2 separate regions of the Homo sapiens genome follow, and region 1 is linked to region 2. A link is an interaction called in ENCODE POLR2A ChIA-PET data of the cell type or tissue named here. Cell type or tissue: MCF 10A. All regions are shown on one strand. Links, peaks and the distances in the headings refer to the core of each region. The heading gives the core; the rest is flanking DNA.

Region 1 (2,921 bases), core at 279-2,778, 240 kb after region 2:
TCTTGAAACACACGTCTTGTCATGTCCTAACCCAGCACCAAGGGCAGACCACAATAATATATCACGCCTCATTGCTCAACACAGAGCTCCAGGCAGCATCAGGAAACAATTGCGGTGGGAACTCCAGACAAATCTTTTTGCCACCCCCATGTGGGATCTGTAGCTCTAGCACCTTCTTCCCTATTGTCTGTGAGGCAGGATGGCCCTCCGTAAAACTGTGAAAGGGTGAGGTGTGTCTTTGGCCTGTAAGCAGCCCTCTCCTATAGGCCCCTAGAGGTGGGTTCTCCTCCAACAGTCATCCCTGCTCTGTCCCACTGCCCTCCTCAGGGCCCTGAGGAGCTGAGCAGCTACTCCAGTCACTGACTGGTAATAATGAGGGCAGTGGGTTGGAATCACAGCTGCATCTCTGCAACACTGTAGCTCTGAGGCTGTTTTCTCCTCCATGAGGGATACTGATTACACCTACCCGTGGGTCCTTAGGCACAGGAATAAGGATCAGAATGGAATTGAGGTCCCGTATTTATAAGGTTTTTAAATTGCATTGATCTCTGGCCTCCTAAGAAAGCGTCACTTCTAATCGCCAGCACCAACCCTCCCAGATATTTTAACAGGGCACAATTTTTGAATCTGAAAGGAATAATTCTAATGGTGGATGTGTAAAGTTGTGGAGCTCTTTGGGGGTAAACCCGGCTTTGTGGCACCCTTCGGATCCCACCTCATGCTGCAGCGGAACTCACATTTGCATGGTGCTTCCTAGTTGATAAAGGGGTTGTCACTTTAGTTCAAGATCCCTCCCTTGCTATTCTAGTGGCATCGACTTGCTATTCTAGTGAGGCCTTGTGACTTTCCTACCTGGTAGAGCCTACAAATCCCTCTCTCTCATTCTTTCTTCCTTCCTTTCTTTTTTTAAACCAAGGGATCATGATGAAGCATGGCTGGCTGGGCAGGGAATACGGTGGAAAAAGGGCAGCCTAGGCTGGAAACACCCCAAGCCGGGAGCATCGCCCCCATCTCTGTCACCAGGTCAGAGAAAGAACAGCCAAGCTGAACTGAGGGTTATTTTTAGTCTCAAAGATGCAGCCTTTAAGAACAAACAGCCTAGGAGTGTGCCAAATGAGCGTGGCCCCGGAGGAGGTGTCAGCACGCACCTGCTTCGCGTCGCCCCCGGCCCCTCCGGAAATCAGAGCTGGGGCGGTGTGTGTTTTTCCTCAGGCTGACTTGCAGGGCACCCCGTGTGCCACAGGGTCCTGTGAGGATGGGGTGAGAGCCCCACGCACCATGACCTTTAAAACCAGCCTGGGCCTAACCTGAATGGGCTGTCTCCCTCCAACACCCACCCACAAGAGGAACCAACTTTGCAAGGGCCCCACCTGCCTCATTTGGTGCCATGCTTCTGCCTTCGGCCCCTCCTGCTGCCTTTGTTACCACCCCAGCCCCAGACTGCTGTGGGGTACCTTGGAGTATCATTTTCCTCTTCCTTTCTTGTTTCCTCTCCTAACTTTTCTTCCTTTACTCTCTGTAACACAGGTAATCCATATTCATGGTGGAACAAATTTAAAAATTGAGATAAGCAAAAAAGAAAAATCCCTATGACCAGCCCTCCCCCGGCCGCTGTGAGTGGGCAGACGCTGGCACTCGCTAATATTTGGTTGATGTTTTTCCGGACTTTTTTCTATGCATACTTGCGTATAAGGCACTTATTTTTTTCAAAAGCATGCAATCCCACCCACAGCCTGGCACTGAGGAGCCAGGACAGCCACTCATTCAGGAAGGGCCTCTACCAGTTTGGATGACGAATATTATCTCGCAATCATGACCTGTAGCTCTATGGCAAGAGGCTGTTAGGACATGACATTTCAAAACAGAATTGTTCTGAAATAATTTTTACTTGGCTACAAAGAACAAATAGCAAGAGTGATGCCAGTCTGGGGTAGGATAGGCAGCTGCTGGGCAGATGAAATATTTTTTGTGTAAGGTAGTGATGGTCTTTGTGGAAGGTTACAGTTTTTGCTTTAGCACAGTGCCTGGTCTCTGTGTATTGCACTGCAGTGTTTGATAAAGGCAACTTTCTTCTTCATCCTCACCTGTTCTGGCAGGAATCACTTTGCCTGTGTCAGGCTTTTTTTTCAGCGGTCACCTGATTCAGAACCGCACCCCAGTGTACTGGCTAAGAAGATAGACTATCAAGTAAGGAGGTGTGGGTTCAAATCCTAGCCCTGCCCCTAAATAACTGCGTGAAATTGGGCAAGTGGTTTAGCTTGCTTGTGTCAGATTTCCTCATTTGTAAAACAGGGATGAAGACAGAATATACAGTTCAGGCTTGGGGTGAGAATTCAGTGAAATAAAACAGGGAGAGCACTCAGAAGACGGCATAGCACATAGTGAGTGCTCAAAACTCATTCATTCTTCTTCTGCTATTATTATTTTTTCAACTCTTACTGAACAGATCCTGTGTTAAAGGCACTTGCCCGGATTCCAGTGTAATTTAGGGCAAATTGGTGAACTTACCTCTCTCTTACTTCAGATAGGAGCTCGAGGCAGTTGGGGAATGAGATGAGGGGTAATTTCAGGTGCTTGGATATCAGGGGATTGAATAAGTTTGCATTATGGGGTCACTGGAGCTTGTTGACACATGGGGAAAATGTTAAGAGCAATGTTGCTTTAATTGGGACTCTCATAAACACAGCACTCCCATTGCTGAAGGTGGGTCTTGAGTACATCGGGGTCCAACGTGCTATTCATGCTACTTTTGTGTATGTGTGAGAGCTTCCGTAATACAACGTTTTTATACAGGTATAGGTGTGTGCGTCCTGAAAAAAAATCTACAAGCACTCTATTTTTCTTTCATCCTTTTACCGAATTGTTTTAATATGCCTTTTATACAATGCTCATGAATCTTTTTTGTTAAGACCACAAAAGCA
Region 2 (2,921 bases), core at 178-2,677:
CCGAGGCATTGACTGAGGATTCCCCTATCAACAAATTGAGTGTCTTTCAGTGGCAAGAACATTCACTGAGCTCCTTTGTGATGTTCACTTACTGGGTTATTTAGTGTACTTGCCTATACAGAGTATATTTGCTACACAGAATCAGTATAGTTATGTGCCTAAACAGAAACAGTGTCCCCACTGTTCCATTTAAGAAAATCCCAATTTTATTCAAGACAACAACATATCCAGTTAAAAACAATTCTCTTGCCTCCCTTACAGCTAAGTGTGATGTTGTGACTCAAATCTGAGCAAAAGAATTTAAGTGCTATTGTGAGGTGGGATTCTGGTGAGATACTTTTAAACAGGTGACAGACACCGTATGGTACTATTTTAAACACATGCATAAACACACAGAGAAGTGATAAAGAAGAGAAATATTTACTCCTGGAAACATAGTAACTCTAAAAAGCCTTAGTCAGGATATTATAAACAGGTTTATGGTTATACCCAACAAGTCAGTAGACTACATAACGAAGCTGGAAACATTTTTTTCCCCTCAAAATGGTACCATAAAACAAATGAATCCAAACATATATATTTATTAAGTTTTACTTCAAGGTTTTATTTTTGCCTGTATCTTTGAAGAGATTCCTTTTACTCCCTGAACTCCCCCAAAAAGCTGGTGCCTTTAAACTCCTTTAAAATAATTATTACAAAAAAGAATCAGAGTTGAGTTTTAGAGGCCCAAATAGATACTGTATCAAATAAAATAAATAAAGCAAACAGACAAAACATTTTCCTAGGTAACAATATTTCCTCTTTTAGTGCCCTATTTTATTTCAGCAGCCCATTTTATCTAACTAAAATGAATCAACTACCCTTTAGAACCATCGAGAACTACCAAAAATTAAAACAAGACAAAACAAAAAAACCAAACCAAAAGCATCTCAGAGCTGATAGGGACCCTTAACACTAGAGATAGAAACCCATCGCCTTTTTTCAAAGAATAGAAAATAAAATGAGCTAGGCTCACGCCTGTAATCCCAACACTTTGGGAGGCTGAGGAGGGAGGATCATTTGAGGTCAGGAGATCAGCCTGGGAAACACAGCAAGATCTCATCTCTACAAAAAAATTTAAAAATCAGCCAGGTGTGGTGGCACACATCTGTAGTTCCAGCTACTTGGAAGGCTGATACAGGAGGATCACTTGAGCCAGGGAGTTCAAGGCTGCAGTGAGGTATGATTGTGCCACTGCATTCCTGCCTAGGCAACAGAGTGAGATCTTGTCTCAAAAAAAAAAAAAAAAAGAAAAGAAAATGAAATTGACTCACCATCATATGGCATATTTTGATTTTTGCGCAAGTCACAAGTTAATTACTCATCAAGAAAACAGGAAATAATAGCTGCTCTGCAGTCTGCACATTCACAGAGACTTAATTTCTAGCTTAGAAAAGAGGCTCAATGAGTGGACATAACGTCCTTCTCCCCCTTATACACAGAGCTAGACGTCCATTTTCAAACTTTCAGATGTCTAGATCTAAATCATAGTAAGGTCATACATCCATGCCATCTTTACTAGAGAATCTTTTTTTAGATTCAACTGACAACTTCTGGTATTTGTCTTTTGTTTTTGAGACAGGGTCTCATTCCATCATCAGGTTAGAGTGCAGTGGCATGATCACAGCTCACTGCGGCATCAACTTCCTGGGCTCAGGTGATCCTCCCCGCTCAGCCTCCAAGTAGCTGGGACTACAGGCGCATGCCACCATGCCCGGCTGATTTTTTTTGTATTGTCTGACAGGGTTTCACCATGTTGCCCAGGCTGGTCTTGAACACCGAGGCTCAAGCAATCCACCCCTCTTGGCCTCCCAATGGTATTTATCATTTTTCTTGTGCTTTCCAGTAAAATATAATGCTAGATCCAAAAATAATAAACACAAAGAGTCTGAAGTAGTTGAGAACCACAGGCCATTTAAAAAATTAAAATTCATTGCTTGTTGCTAATCTAATTTATTTTGGGTCCCCAAGAAATCTCTTTTAGGCCACAAACTGATTTGCAATGCATATTTAATCCTTTTAAATAAGCTGATAATTGAACAATTATAATTTAAATACAACAGAAGATTGAACAAAACTAGTATGTAGATAAGAACACAAAGCTAAAAAATTTTCCAAAAAAAGCCACCATTTCATCTATTTCTTTATAAAGTACAATTAAACCATTTGTAAAGCATGTACTAATGGAAATATGCAAGGTAAAAGTAATAGTTGATTTGTTAAATGTGCTACCTTTCTAACAAATCAAATAATAAAATGGAAAATAAAATATAACTGTAAAATTCCTATCAGTAATTAACATTCAAAATTCTCTTCCAAAGCCCCTTTCACAAATTACTAGCAAAAATTATAATAAAATTTTAGTTTGACATAGTCCACTGAATGGCTTTCAAACTTTTTTTTTAACCTCAACCCACAGTGAGGAATATATTTCTCCTTTTGACTGAATGAAAACACACACACACACACACACACACACATCACACACACATCACACCCTTCTAAAACAGAAGTTTTATGGAGCAACACAGTGGCCAGTGGCATAGATGGCTGGTTGTTCACAAAATTGACTCTTCTTCATTAGTAATAAAGTAAAGCAAGGCACATGCCTGCTCAGCTACAAATTACATTTCTCAGCCTCCCTTGTCGCAAAGTGTGACCATACAGCTAAGTTTTTGCCAACAGAAGGTGGACAGAAATGAAGTGTGACACTTGCAAGTCTGGAGACCTTAAGGCCCTGAGTACATGCTCCATACCCTTTCTCTTTTCAGGAGGCTGGGGCACCTGCAGGGCTGTGATTGAGCTTCAGGTGTACAGACAGGGACACCACTGTGGAGAGAGGAGCAGTAAGATGGATGAATCTGGCCTCTTAAAGGCTTGTG

The links. Peaks named below come from ENCODE experiments on the same cell type or tissue, not always from the same donor. Only the 100,000 strongest peaks of a DNase experiment are listed, where the experiment ranks them.
Region 1: POLR2A ChIA-PET joins it to region 2 with 5 read pairs; 1 of 35 experiments calls an interaction of 5 or more read pairs at or near these places.

Annotation. Positions count from the first base shown.
Region 1 is chr15:62,899,459-62,902,379 of GRCh38, reverse strand. No RefSeq gene overlaps it. Among named protein-coding and RNA genes, the nearest start is that of MIR190A, 77 kb to the right of the region's middle. In MCF 10A, for the core only: no CTCF peak of the experiment used is centred there; a DNase peak (open chromatin) is centred at 1,789.
Region 2 is chr15:63,134,411-63,137,331 of GRCh38, reverse strand. All of the region lies in intron 5 of LACTB (lactamase beta), which reads right to left. Among named protein-coding and RNA genes, the nearest start is that of LACTB, 14 kb to the right of the region's middle. In MCF 10A, for the core only: no CTCF peak of the experiment used is centred there; a DNase peak (open chromatin) is centred at 1,321.